Regions from separate parts of the Homo sapiens genome. Here all the other regions are linked to region 3. The links are chromatin loops, found by intact Hi-C in ENCODE. Cell type or tissue: ascending aorta. All regions are shown on one strand.

Region 1 (5,000 bases), 680 kb after region 3:
CAATAAAAGATTAAGGCATGTAGACTTAAACCTTCTGGTCATGGGGAGCCATTGCATATTTTTGAGAGAGAGAAATATGATATGGCTACTGTGAACCATATCATTTTGATCTCACTTGAGAGTTGGGAGAGAGAGGCCATCTTACCTTGGTTTCATAGACTGGGAAGGGGGAAAGAAAAGTTTTCTCTAAAGGGCCAGAGAGTAAATATTTTAGGTTTTGTGTATCATAAAATTTATTTTAAAACTACTCAACTCTGCTGCTATAGCTAGAAAGCAGCCATAAACAATGTATAAATGAATGAGCATGACTGAGTTCCAGTAAAATTTTATTTACCAAATTAGATGGCAGACCATATTTGTCCCATAGAACATACTTTGGGGATTCCGGCACTAATGGGTAAAATGAGACTATTTTGCTGTTGATTTTTGTTTATATGTTTCATTGTCTTTGTTATAGCTGTGTTTGCAGTTTTTATTCTTGTTATTCCAATTGTGGCTTTTACTTTATCAGTCATTAAGAAGACACTAAAACAAATATGACTACTCTCACACGTGAGAAAGTGAGAAATGGCATAGGGCTTAAAGCCAGTTAAAAAAGGATCATGGAAGATATTAATAACAATAGCTAATATGTATATGGCTTCTACCAAGTATTTGCTACATATTAATGTATTTCACACTTAAAATAGCATTACGAAGTAAGTTTTATTATTGTCACTCTTTGCCAATGATAACAATGTGTCATAGAAATTTCAAGTGACTTGCTCATGGTCACATAGTTTACAGGAAGCATCGCAGCTAGGATTTGAACCCAGACAGCCTAGCTTAGGGTGTTGCCTTCGGAAATTCCTCGCCTTGCTATGTTGTAATAAGTTAAAGGTGATTTCATCAAATTATTTAGCTGAAATAAAATGCTTGACTGGGACTCCTTAAGAATTTGCCAAAGTCTATGGAAGCTGCACTTATTCTAGATTATGTCTGTTCTACATTCTGAAGTATCATTGACTCTAGTGTCCCATGGCAACACTTGATTATCTTTAAATACAGAGACCTTTTTCACTGAAAAGATTTCTTTAAAATTTAGATGTCTTTTTCAGCATCAAAAATAAGTGGAATTTCCATATAATTGAACTTTTTTTTCCAAGTGCAAGACTTTTGGAGCTCACCATGGTCTTAACCACATTATATAATAAGTAGTAACTTTTTTCATCTATGCTTAATATTTTCTCTGATGTGAGAAATTGTATCATCAGATTAGAAAGTTGAGGATTTTAGGAAATTAAGGGAAATTCCAAGGTAATAATAAATTGGGAAATAAATTATTTTATATTGCCATTAGGGTACAAAGTATACAACTAAGGATCATATTTTAATGAAAAATTTCAGAATTAATATCCTGATATTAGAGACTTCAATCAAATTCTCATATAATCCAAGATAGCGTAGTCAAAACCACTAAATTACTGTACTGTGTAGCAATGAACAGTAATTCTATATTGACTTATCCTTATTTTTTTTTTAAGATGGGTTTCTCGTTTATTTGGAACAAAAGAAAAATGTAGTGTTGTAGAAATCTTTGGATTCAGACAGACCTGTTCTTGAGTCTTGACTCAGTGCTTCACTGTGTATTGAAACTAAATGAAGATCTTCAACTTTTCTATTCATGATCAATCTGCAAAAATAAAAGCTATTACAGATAACATACAAGGTTTCTTGAGCGATTAAGTTTTCTTTTTGAAAGCCTGTGACCTGATTAAGATGCTTAAAATGATATATATGTCTCTTTTCTGTTCTTTAAATTTGAATGAAAGTTTGGCATTTTAAAAAACTTTAGGTGATTTAGGAGTATAATTTTAAGCAGATTTTTAGAGTACGAGTGTCCACATATTTAACTAAACATTCAAAAATTAGTTAAAATCAATGAACTTGGGAAGGAAAACTACTTGCTACATAATCCAGAAAATTTTACTAAATTATTTGAACTAAGCATGACTCTCCAAACTGTGGACATATTTTCTCAAGGGATTCTATGTATTATGGCTTCAAGGTACTTTTGTGTGTACCTCAAAATGGCTGAAGGCATTTTAACAGTGCATCTGAGAGTGTCTTACTTACATATTATTTGTACACTATTTTATCTATATCTTTGGACATTTTATATTTCTGTGTAAGTAAAACTTCCATGAAAATTTCATTTGTCACCATATTTTCGTTATGCAGATAAGAAAACGAAAGAAGCCAAATTGAAGACAAGCTCTGAAAGGGAATGTGCGCCCTCTAGTGACCCACATTTATTTATCATAAGGACATAGGCAGCTTTTGGGTTTCATCATTTTAAATAAACTTTACATTTGATTTTAAAATATATGACTCAGGATTTTCAACTTGAGTATATTATATTGTATGATCATAGATTTATTACTCTGACAGGATTTCATCTATCATTTAAGAGAATATTTCTATTAACCTGTGTTAAGGTGATTTTCTTGCACAGAAGTGTGTTTCAAAGGGACTTTCAATTTATTGAAAATGAAAAATAGGCTTTAGGCATCTGTGGCTTAGCAGCATTTTATTTCCCATCCTCTGGGTCATGCAGTTTTTGCCCACGTGTTTTCACACTCCTTGGCTTTATAACTAATTCCTCTAATGTAGCAGTATCTGACATTTTAGAATTTGTGGGGGTTTCTTACCTTTTAATTTTTAAGGTTGTTTCTCTCAAAGATATTTAAACAAAACTTATAAATGTGACATCTGTTCAATCATGTCACACTTTAGAAATAAATATTACCAATGAATTTTGAAATGATTAAGATTTAATACCAAATTAAGGTAGGAAGATTATTTTAACATCATTTCTACCTACCAGACGTCAAAATATTTTAGGTAAGTTTTACTTTGTGCAGAGAAGCAATATTTTACAGCAGTTTTATTCTCTTCACTGCAATCAACGATTCTATGGGTGCCAAGATGAATATCAATACCAAATAACTCAGACATTTTTGGCATTAATAGCTTAAAACATTAAATCATTCAATTTGTATGCAAGGGCATGTATTTTAAAAAGCAGAATTTTTAAACATACTAAGTATATAATTCGGTATGCCATAATTGATAATAAAGAAGATGTACAATTTTAAGGACAATATTTTGTGCTTGGACTAGAATTCAGCTTTTGAGGCACATGTTAAATAGGCATATTTTAGGACAAGGTAAACGCCACAGAAATTGATTTTTTAGTATCTTTTAAAGATGCCTTTCAGTGCAATCTGAAATCATTAAATTTTACTGTACTGAAACATATTATTTTATGAGTGATGTGCTTAAAATTACACATATAAAACTAGAAATACATTTGAGACCATGCAAATATAAGGAAAAATAGATTTTTGATAGGAATGTTAATATAGCAGTTTCCACTAACTGAAGACAGAGTCCTCTGTCATCTGTCACATTGTTCCAGGTGCTGTGTAAACCACTGAAGAGTTTATAGGCTTTTTATTATAACTGGGAATTATAACATCTTTAGATTTTATTTAATTTGATTGCTAGATGAATAGACTAATGTAATTGGAATATGAAAGCCACAATATAAGCAAAGCTGATCTCAGTTTTTGTATCTTGGGTCAAAACCTCTTTAATTAGAGAGGTAAGTAAACATATTTACAAGTAATTTTTAAAAAGCATTTGTATTGTAGACCCAGAAAATCTGAGACAGGTCTCAGTTAATTTAGAAAGTTGATTTTGCCTAATCCTAGGTACTCGGGAGGCTGAGGCACGAGAATTGCTTGTCCCCAGGAGGCGGGGGTTGCAGTGAGATTGTGCCACTGCACTCCAGCCTGGGTGATAGAATGAGACTTTGTCTCAAAAAAAAAAAAAAAAAAAAAAAAAAAAAAAAAAAAAGTTGATTTTTGCCAAGGTGGAATTCGCGCGCCTGTGACACAGCCTCAGGAAGTCCTGACGACATGTGCCCAAGGTGGTTGGGGTGCAGCTTGGTTTTACACATTTTAGGGAGGCATGAGACATCAATCAAGTACATTTAAGAAATACATTGGTTTGACCTGGCGCGGTGGCTCACACCTGTAATCCCAGCACTTTGGGAGGCTGAGTCGGGCGGATCACAAGGTCAGGAGATCGAGACCATCCTGGCTGAAACAGTGAAACCCCGTCTCTATGAAAAATAGGGAAAAAAAATTAGCCAGACGTGGCGGCAGGCGCCTGTAGTCCCAGCTACTCGGGAGGCTGAGGCAGGAGAATGGTGTGAACCTGGGAGGCGGAGGTTGCAGTGAGCCAAGATTGTGTCACTGCACTCCAGCTTGGGCAACAGAGCGAGACTCCGTCTGAAAAAAATAAAATTAAAAAAAAAAAAAAAAAAAAGAAATACATTGGTTTGGTCCAGAAAGGCAGGACAACTGGGTGGGGGTGGGGGCTTCCAGGCTGTAGGTAAATTTAAACATTTTCTGGTTGACAATTGGTTGAGTTTGTCTAAAGACCTGGGATCAATAGAAAGGAATGTTTGGGTTGAGATAAGACATTGTGGATACCAAAGTTTTATCATGTAGATGAAGCTTTTAGCTAGCAGGCTTCAGAGAGAAGAGGCTGTAGAGTGCTTCTTATCAGACTTAAAGTCTGTGTTGATGTAAGTGTCAGAGAGGTATAATGAGGCATGTCTGACCCCCACTTCCCTTCTTGGCCTGAACCAGTCTTTCAGGTTAAATTTTAAGAGCCCTGGCTGAGGAGGAAGTCCCTTTGGAGGGGGAGTTAGCCTTTTATTTTTGGTTTACAGTATGTTTTTACTTCAGGACCAGTTTGATAACAGCTTTTAAATTTTTACAATTTAAAGCAAGAAGTCGCTGAAGATCGAAGAAATTAATTTACCCAAGAAAATACCAGAAAGATAAAAATTAGGGATTAAAACCTGTGGTGCCTGATTTACACACACATATATAGCTATGTTATTTTTTTTTCTTTTTTGAGACTGAGTCTCGTTCTGTTGCCCAGGC
Region 2 (5,000 bases), 130 kb after region 3:
GGAGGGGAATTGGCCTGTCTCCTAAATTTTGCATGGCCTAAAGCAGTGAGTTTAGAAGCACCTGTGTTTCCTGGCAACAAACATAACATTTGTGGAAAAGTCTAATTATTTAAATTCCTCTGCATTTTTCTAATTGAGGATAAAGTGCTGCATTCTACCTTCGCATTCTTATTTTATTCCTTGGCCCTTTAAATAAAAAAATACATAAAATGATGTGGTCAGCTAAAATATATTGGACAAACAAAACCCCCTTCCTTTATCTCCCTCTATCGCTCTCTATGTATATATATTATATACATATATAAAATATATATAAACATATATATGAAAACAGATATTTGTGTGTATATATACACTAAGAGATATTATAGTTTAAATATTTTTTAACATACACTTTAAAATCTAACAGCTTGGATTTTAATATTGGGTCAGTCTTTCTAAAGTGTTTAATATTTTAGTTTGGAAGTATTAATTAGCAATTCATGAATGAGTAATTAAAAGTGCTTTAGGGGGCCTTTCACATCCTATAATAAATACCAAACCTTTTACCACATTTCATACTATAAAATCTTGGAACCCCATTATATAACTATGAGTTATTAATTTCTGTTACCTACTTTTAAAATGGGAACATATGTTATTAACAGGTGTTGCTTTGAAATCTATATTAGCAAATGTTCTACCTTATAATTAGTTTTTGACTTATCACAAAAAAGTATTTTATTTTTTTTAATTACATAGTCACATTTCAAGGTTAACTTTAAAAAATTCTAAATTATCTGATTTTCATGGGAAAGAGATTTGATATTTGTGCCTTAGCATTTTGGTATTTTTCTCTTTCTGTATAGCAAACCTTTGAATGATAGTCTGTCTGAATTCACAGTGAAGAAAATGATCAGAATATTGACTGTCAACAGATAATTTAGAAGGTTCAATCCTATGATAATCAGGGATATTTTCCTTATGTAAATGTGTTGATTTATCAAGTTCAGCTATGTCATTGATTACATCTAGGCTTCAGGCCTTCTGTGAACTGCCAGCTCTACTCAATTCTGGCTTGTGAATGTTATCACATATTTTAGTCAAATCAGAGGTTATATTATACACATCTGACATTTTTCTCTTTGTACTAATAACTTTTTTTCTTTTTTTGTTTTTACATCATGGCATAAGATCAACACTAAATTTTAGGAGTGCATAGTAAGTATTACCATAGTGTAATGCTATGCCAATTGTTTTCTAACTTAATATTTGCAAAACTGGGTTTTATGGTTGTTTCTATGCGAATTGAGTGCCTCTACAGAATTTTATCCCTGAGAGTATATGAGTGGTGAGTGATAAGAGATACTGAATGTCTCAGAACATACTAGCATCTGACAGCCTATTGGTAAGATAGTGTAAGTAAAGAGGATAAGGAAAATCTGACTTGAAAGGAGAATAAAATCTGATTGGACAGTCTGTAGCCAAGTTTGCATATTATGGATTTACAAAATGAGGTTGTTTTGAATTCTTGATTAATGAAACATAAACTGAGTTGTTTTAATATTGCGTGCCATTTGAAATAAAATGCATTTTGTCACAACCCTAGAAATGGGAGGTTATGTGTTGTAAAATATTCTTGTTCCCATCTAGAAGACACCATATTTTATAGAGAACAGTGGCTGAAGCTTGTTTTACTAGGAACAAGTATGGTGTAAGGAAATAACAATAATTAATACTGGTGGCACTTAGTGCTATAGTAAAAGTAAATTTCTAATTAGAAAATAATTACCATAAAATACTGAATTATATCTTTGTAAGGCCTTTAGAAATTGAATCACTAATTTAATATATAAGTAAGTCAATATTATTTTTATGAGAAAATGGACAACTTACGAAGTTGTTGTTATGTTTTCAGGCCATATTCCATTTTTCACCAAACAAGTTATTTCCCTGATACACTCACTTAAATCATCAGTAATACATATAGGTTTAAAAATGTTTTGTACAATTCTGAAAGCCTATCTTAGTTTAATGAAACATAATACCATAAAGCTTCCCTTTCCTCCAACATTTGAGCTACAATAAAACAACCTTGTACAACTGATAACAATTAACTCACCACCCCCACCCCATTGCAGTCATTAGAATTCATTACTAAAAGCTCATTTGTTTATGGTAAAATAAAGTATAAGGGTTTTGAAACCACCACTGCAAAATTAGGACTGAGACAGTGAAAGAGATCTAACTTAACTGACTCCATCTTGCTTCTAACCTCCACTAATTTATAGTTTATCGTTTAAACAAACATCATAACAGCCCTTTCCCAAAGCAGACCTTCTTGCCTGGGGACTAGATTGCCTCTGTAGGACTAACATCAGCCACAGTATTAGAAATTATGGTTTAGGAGTCATGCAGCTGGAGGCAACAAGATTCTGACCCCCACCAAACTGCTCCTAAGATCAGTGCTTGAGATAATTTGCAGACCCTGCACTTGATGGATCAGCTGGCACTACCCATATCAATAAACTGGCTCATCTGATCTTGTGGCCTCCACCCAGGAACTGACTCAGCGCAAGAAGACAGCTCCAACTCCCTGTGATTTCATCTCTGACCAGTCAGCACTCCTGGCTCACTGGCTTCCCCCGACCCACCAAGTTATCCTTAAAAACTCTGTTCCCCGAATGCCTGGGGAGACCGATTTGCTGATTTGAGTAATAACAAAACTCCAGTGTCCCACACAGCCAGCTCTGCATGAATTACTCTTTCTTCATTGCAATTCCCCTGTCTTGCTGAGTCAGCTCTGTCTAGGCAGTGGGCAAGGTGAACCCCTTGGGTGGTTACAAATTTGGGGGCTCACCCAGGATTGCCCCTGTGGCTACCTGCCTGTTGTTTGGTGGCCCCCTTTCAGTGATGGATCCAGAAGGCAGCCCAAGTGGCTGCCTAATTCTCTTGGACTGGGGGCTGACTCTGTTACTCTGTCTACTGGTGGGGTATTCCAACCCAATGTGCGTGGACTTAATTGCAATGGAAAAATAGTCATGGGGAGATGTCCCTTAACTGTAGCCCTATTACAGGGTATCTGTAGCCTCATGGTGGGGTGTCTATCTGTAGCTCCGTTTTGGGGTGTCTGGATTGGTGAGTATCCTAGGTGCTGCCAATGCCTGCTTCATTCTCCTGACTGGTTCTGTAGCCCTATGGTGGGGTGTCTGTAGCCCCATTGTGGGGTGTCTGTAGATCCAGCATGGGGTGTCTCTGTCTGTTACTCCATTGTGGGGTGTCTGTTCAGCTCCTGGGAGGTCTCAGTTCGCTCTTTCTAACTAGTAGGAAGACTACTGGTTTGGGAGACTTCTCTTCAATCAGGAAGATTTTGAGGAGGTTTCTCATACAGAAAATAGGAGGATAGTTTGGAAGGGATACTCTTGGACTTCTTGGTTAGGGATCTGATTTGGAAGGCCTTCTGTCCCTCTTGTCTTTGCATGTGTTTAAATATGTGAAAGGGATCTCAGAAGGGGTTGCTGATAGAAGTCCAGCATGCCTAACTCAGAGAACCCTCCTTATTTGTCTGGTCACATTCAGTGAGCTCTAAAGAAGGCTCAACAGTCCTGTCTCTCAGGGTGACTATCTGCTCTTTCCCTTGCCCAGAGACCTCATTGTGAATTACCGTTCAGAGGTCATCCGTCCCCACCTGGTGTGGATCAAAGACAACAGGGACCAAGATGAAAAATTTTGAGCTTTGCCAGGCTGATATTGGGTGCGGAAAGAGGTGACTAATGTCTGTTTTGTTATGTGTATTTTGCTGGGTTGGAAAATGTTAATTCAGTTCCCCATGCAGCCCGTTGGGCAGAATCTTGCAAATTAAGAATCTTGTTTATGGTTCCATAAAATGGTAAAGGGTGATTTTATCTTGTAAAGTGGCTTAAACCCCACAGCTATAGCACAAGCAAGCAGGGTCGTAAGACGCCACTCCGTTCTTCTGGAAGCTGCAGAGAAAGGGAACCCAGAAACCTGGCATCCCAGCAATAAGGGTAAGAAATTCTTATCAGTCAAGTTTCTGGTCTCTCTCTCTCTCTCTCTCTTTCTCTGCATTGTTAAATAGTAAACTATTTGTCTCCTCTGCAAGGGTTTGGTTAATAGAAAGAAGGATTTGTGAGACTAATCTTAGCACATCTGATGTAGTTTGTGCTAAGAATTTGTCTTTCTGTGTTATGTAATGGAGAGAGGGATATCACGTGATAGAACGTGGGTTAGGACACCCATAAGTCTGCTTTTCAAGTCAGCTTGGGAGGCTGGTCAGCTACAAACTTTGCTACAGGTCCCTGAAACCAATACTCTATGAAATTTCTCTGTCTTGTTTTGTGTCCTTAAGAGCTTAACCTTGTGACCATGTGGGGATACTTTCTTTTGGTTTCTACCATCCAGAGGACAGGAATTTTGGGGTTCATGTCATAGTTACTCCTAAGATTTTTCTTGAGCAGTTAAAAGCCTTGCAAGCCTGAAACTGGCTTCTCTAGGCTCCTTCTGGGAAAAGCAGTAGAAATTTCTCAACGCTGTATATAGCTCAGTAGCTAAGGCTTTGTCTTTTGACAGTGGTGGCCTGGGTTCAATTGTTGGCTTCTGGAATGATTCCTTTCTGATTTGTTATTTGTGTAGCTTTGCCATTTATTAAGTTTCTTTTCTGATTTCCTCTCTTGAATTTTCCTTTCTCTGGACTACCTTGTGGAGATTCTAAATCTTGTAAAAAGAAACTTCTTACTATGTCTTTGCAGCACCTAGGAGGTTTCCTTTGGTAAAGTTCAGAAGCTAAAAATATTGTCCACTTGGCATGGCTAAAATTAGGTAATAAGAGATCTAAAAGAATTTCTTTTTTAAAGAGCACTATGGTTAAAAGTCAGCTTAATTAAGAGTGGATAAACAAGCTATAGATATATTTAAAAGGCCTTTATGTTTTTCTCTTCTTGGAACTTGTTTTTTTGGAAAAAGTTTTTTCTTCTCAGCCGACTGAATTATTTTTCTCCATT
Region 3 (5,000 bases):
TATGTATACATATCAATGTCAGTTTCCTGGTTTTGATACTGAATTGTAGTTATTGTAGGATACTGAATTGTAGTTATTGTAGTTAATCTTTGGGAGAAACTGGGTGAAGGGTACATGGGATCTCTGTATACTATCCCCGCAAATTCCTGTGAATCTATAAGTATTTGAAAATAACAAGTTAAAATAAATTTTTAAAAATTCTGTGACAGTTATTAAAAATGGAAATTTGAGCAAGTTCCTTTATTATGGGGCTAATAAGACCTACAAGATGTAGTTATTCTGAGGACTAAAGGAGAAAGATAAGTGATTAAGGGACACAAGAAAGTACTGTGGTGACACAGTCTGAACTGGAGTTCAATTTGTTCGGTCTAAATTTTATTTTACGTGCCTTTCACTTTTCCAGTTATTGTAAGCATATATTTGCACCTGGATTATAAAATCTTAAGGGAAGTATATGCATTCCACACAATGCAGAAATCATTATAGGTGCCAAATAAATTCTGATTATCAACTAAGGCTGAATGGCAATTAAATGTATCTCAGGGCATTCAGATCTATCAGGATTTGGTGCTTTAGACATTACCCAGGACACATCTTTGTTACATTTAGAACCACGGTTGTTTTTAGAAACATACACTTTAGGGTTTCTCAAAGTTGACCATGCATTAGAATCACCGGTAAAACACAGAGTGCTGTGTCCCAACCCCAGAATTTCTGACTTTTGAGGTCTCGTGTCAACTTGCATTTCTCAGAAGTTCCCACGTGATATTGATGTTGGTTTGGGACCGACAAGTTGTATTCACGCCTTGGCCTAAACAAGGGTTTATGTTTGTAGAAAACTCACAGTGCAAGATACAAAGGGCACTTATACTCTGGGCAATATTGTACCTCACAGCATAGAGGGACACTGATGCTAACATGCAGACTTAGAGCCAAATCAGCCCCAAAACAATTTTTTCATTTTTTCTATGTTGTTTTATGAAAATTTTGCTTATATGCATATTTAGACAACCACACTGAGAGGAAAGGAGGTGACCTAGGGAAAAGAATGTTTTAAATTAAAATTAGGCCTTATGTTTTATCTCATACACCTTTTGCTGGGGAAAATAGCAATGTTATGACAATAATATTCTAAAACACAAAATGTACAATTAACTATTAAGGTAAACATCACAGTCTGACTCAATATTTTTTTAATTTTTATCTATTACTCATTGCAGTCGCAAGCAGTTGAATGTTTGACATAGAAAAATGAGTCTGTCACTTTAACAAATGGTACAATAAAAACACTCAAACAAAAATTTTAGTAGGGATTATTATAACTATAAAAAGAATATCTTTCTTTAAAAAATGTTTCCAATGTTTTCTATCAATTTTGGGCTCGCCTGTTGCATAAAAGTAATAAGGAACAAGATGAAGAAGCTTTCTATTGGCAAAGAATGATTTACATGCTGAATGACATAATACAACTGTATTCACTTAATACAGAAAACAAGCCTCTATTCAGAACCATTAAATGATCATTAACTCAATGTCTAAAAAAATGGTGTTTTAAGAATTGGCACCAGAGAAATGGAAGAAAGAATAATTTGTTAGTAAAGAAGTTTTAGCATAATTCACAACTGAAATTTAGGATTTGAGAAAAATTTCTTTCCTGCATTATAAGAGTATTCTTTATTTTAGCAGGAAAACATGTCCCATGAGACCTATACACACACACATTCTGCCTTCAGAATTCAGCTGCTGCATTCTGCTGCTGCTTCTCTTATTCAGACTGTTGGCATCATCAATACATAACTTTTGATTGAATCCCAAGGGGAAAAAATAACTTTGGTAGACAGTGGATACATAACAAATGCATGGATTATTCTGGGCATTCCTTTTTATTTGGTAGAGTGAAATTTTTGGTGTTGTTGAGAGGATAAAAAAGGCATTTAAAAGTCAATTTTGAATCCGGATTTTCTGCTCTGTTAATAAATTCACATGAAAGTTACAGAAAGTATTGTTATGCTTTTGTACTGAATAGTTTTTGTGTTTAGAAGGCTTTAAAAGCAAGTACTATGTCCACTGTGCTATTCTGGTTTGGATATTAATCAGAACACAGTTGAGCATTGTTTGAATTCACAGAGCTTGCCATGCTGGAAGCACAACCTTATATGTAGTGACCATGGACAGTCCTATTATGGGAAACCAACTTGAGAGAGAAGGCGGGTCACTTGCTTGTGCGCAGGTCCTGGAATTTGAAATATCCGGGGGCCTCTACAGAATCCTGGCATCAGTTACTGTGTTGACTCACTCAGTGTTGGGATCACTCACTTTCCCCCTACAGGACTCAGATCTGGGAGGCAATTACCTTCGGAGAAAAACGAATAGGAAAAACTGAAGTGTTACTTTTTTTAAAGCTGCTGAAGTTTGTTGGTTTCTCATTGTTTTTAAGCCTACTGGAGCAATAAAGTTTGAAGAACTTTTACCAGGTTTTTTTTATCGCTGCCTTGATATACACTTTTCAAAATGCTTTGGTGGGAAGAAGTAGAGGACTGTTGTAAGTACAAAGTAACTAAAAATATATTTTACTGTGGCATAACGTTTAGTTTGTGACAAGCTCACTAATTAGGTAGATTGATTTTAAATTATCACAGTAGTTTGCAAAGAAGCATAAATGTTATATATACTGCATATATATATGTATTTATTCAGGAATATATATTTTTCATTGGGAAAACTTTTCAACAGAAATGGAGTGTAAAAGTTTTTCTTTGCGATAGAACTAAACACATGATTTCTTGATTAACAAACCACTGCAGTAATAGAATATGCAGAATGTCATTTGACTATAACAGATTTATTTTGATTGCTGTGAGATAGTTTGTATATCTGAGTTATTATTTTGATTAGTTGATACTTCCGTATTTAGTAACAGTTACATAAAGGTTACTGACCTGACATATATTCTCAATTGAACTAACTACTGTATAGGAACTACATGGAGGCCTAAAAGTTAGAAAAAGTTTCTCTGACACATCATGGATAAAATAAAGAATAAAATGAGTTGGGACGGATAATTGAAGGATGTGAAAAGTATTGATAAAGATTTAATTTTAATGTTTCTTACTCACATTTACTATTTCAAATGCTCTTTTCTGTAGCATATCATGATAATTATTTCAAATAATGATGTGATCTATGCTATCAAATGATCAGATGATTTCTTGGGTAAACGACATACAAACTTGAGGAACTCCTAATTATATTTAGTAGTAAAGTCACCTTGTTGTTTCATGTCTATTATGAGCCAGCTTTTCAGTTCAATTTTTTAGTTTGTCTTTCATATAGAAATACAACTATTTCGTTTATTTTTAAGAAAGTCATGATGACTAATGAAGGATTTAAAAATGGACTGTGGCACAACAGTAAAAATAATATATGATAAGGACTGTGTGTCCCGAAGAGATGGGAGTTTATCTCTTCCCCACCCATCTTTGACTTGTGGAGTGTAGTTATTCTAAAATAGATATGAGGGCAATGCCTATAATTAAGAATGAAAAAATAAATCTCTCCAAATAAGTAATGCTCCACAACTACTAAAAAAAAAGGCAGAAGTTTTGCCACTGGGAAAACTTTGTGGAAATAAGTTAACATTGTCCATGTATTGAGTCACATTAAAAGCTACCAGACTTTATAATACAATATTTACTTACATTGTTGGCTTGCTTCATAAATTTCTTTTGGTGGACATCATTATTACTTTTAGATTGAAAAACTATTATATTTACTATCATTACAAATATATGCATGGCATATATCTGTTGTTTGCAATATACACACACATTTTTATTTTTTGTTTTTATTTCTTTGATATATGTAACATAAATACCATCAAAATCACTAGTGATTTTATATATATATATATTCTACATAATTAACATCATATACAAGTATATAGAGCAATTTTGAAAGAATATATGCAATTCTGCTGAAATTAAGCAAGGTAAATCTACACTCTGCTTTGTCATAGATATTCAAATAACTTTCAATTCTTAGAATGCGAAGAAAGGTAATCTTTTTGGGACATGCCCTGTAGGATTTTTTCACGCTGCATTTAAAAAATCATCAAGTAATGCCTATGCAACATGACAATGAGTTTGGTAAGAAAAAACGGAGATATACTCAGGGCTATATTATACATTAAATTTTGCTGTTTGACAACATACTGCTACTTGGATGTTTGACATTTGAATCCAGTTTGTAAATTTGCCGTAGTTTGATAAACTTACAAAAGTACGTTTTGTTGTTTTTTAACCAAAACAGTTACCCTTTAAAAGAGATCACTGTATTGTCAAACATATTGTATTGTTCACTTTTAGAATTACTCAAATAATGCATTGTAAAGAATTATTCAAATAGTGTACTGCAAATAGACATTTCATTTGAATATATTTAAATGATGTAAGTCATCTGAGGTCTAATAAAATCACCTTTTAGAATTTCATCTGCAGAATCTTTTAAAGACATCTTAACTACGAAAAAGAGATTGCTGATCTAAATTGATGATATACTGTTAATACAAAGCTTTTGGTGTATCTTACATGACATAACATTATGAAAAATACAATAGAGTATGTCATATAGATGTTACTCTAAACTTTAAAAAAAGACTACAAAGTGTTCTATGCATAATTACATTATTTAAGGGGAAAAAGGTGTTGGCTGACACTATTCCAGCTAGACAGTACTGAATTGCAAATTCATCATTTGGGCACAGATATTAATACAGCTTCCTCTTTATTCCTATAGCATTCATTTGAAATCCCTGTACTCCATGTCATTTGCTACATATGAAACAAATTGTCAAGTTTTTAACCACTTGTGTAGTTTAATAAAAGAGATTAAAATCATTGTCTTGGAAACATCAGGTGTTTTTCAAAATTCTATTTTATTATCTTTCATCAAAATTTTATCTCAAGAGTAAAACAAAGTCATTTCCCAAACTTTCCTTCTCC

Evidence for each region. Peaks named below come from ENCODE experiments on the same cell type or tissue, not always from the same donor. Only the 100,000 strongest peaks of a DNase experiment are listed, where the experiment ranks them.
Region 1: it touches region 3 in a loop (2.8-fold over the local background); 3 of 110 quality-filtered maps call a loop at or near these places.
Region 2: a loop joins it to region 3, with 2.2 times the contacts of the local background. A loop is called at or near these places in 2 of 110 quality-filtered maps.

The regions. Positions count from the first base shown.
Region 1 is chrX:32,528,280-32,533,279 of GRCh38, reverse strand. All of the region lies in intron 17 of DMD (dystrophin), which reads left to right. Among named protein-coding and RNA genes, the nearest start is that of MIR3915, 53 kb to the left of the region's middle. In ascending aorta, a CTCF peak has its summit at 2,312 (motif pointing left); no DNase peak of the experiment used is centred here; H3K4me3 peaks cover 357 bases.
Region 2 is chrX:33,082,101-33,087,100 of GRCh38, reverse strand. All of the region lies in intron 1 of DMD (dystrophin), which reads left to right. Among named protein-coding and RNA genes, the nearest start is that of DMD, 130 kb to the left of the region's middle. In ascending aorta, no CTCF peak of the experiment used is centred here; no DNase peak of the experiment used is centred here; H3K27ac peaks cover 663 bases.
Region 3 is chrX:33,208,824-33,213,823 of GRCh38, reverse strand. DMD (dystrophin) reads left to right here and starts at 2,275. Exons shown (of 79, transcript NM_004006.3): 1 at 2,275-2,542. The coding sequence starts at 2,512. In ascending aorta, no CTCF peak of the experiment used is centred here; a DNase peak (open chromatin) is centred at 2,243; H3K4me3 peaks cover 4,093 bases; H3K27ac peaks cover 2,641 bases.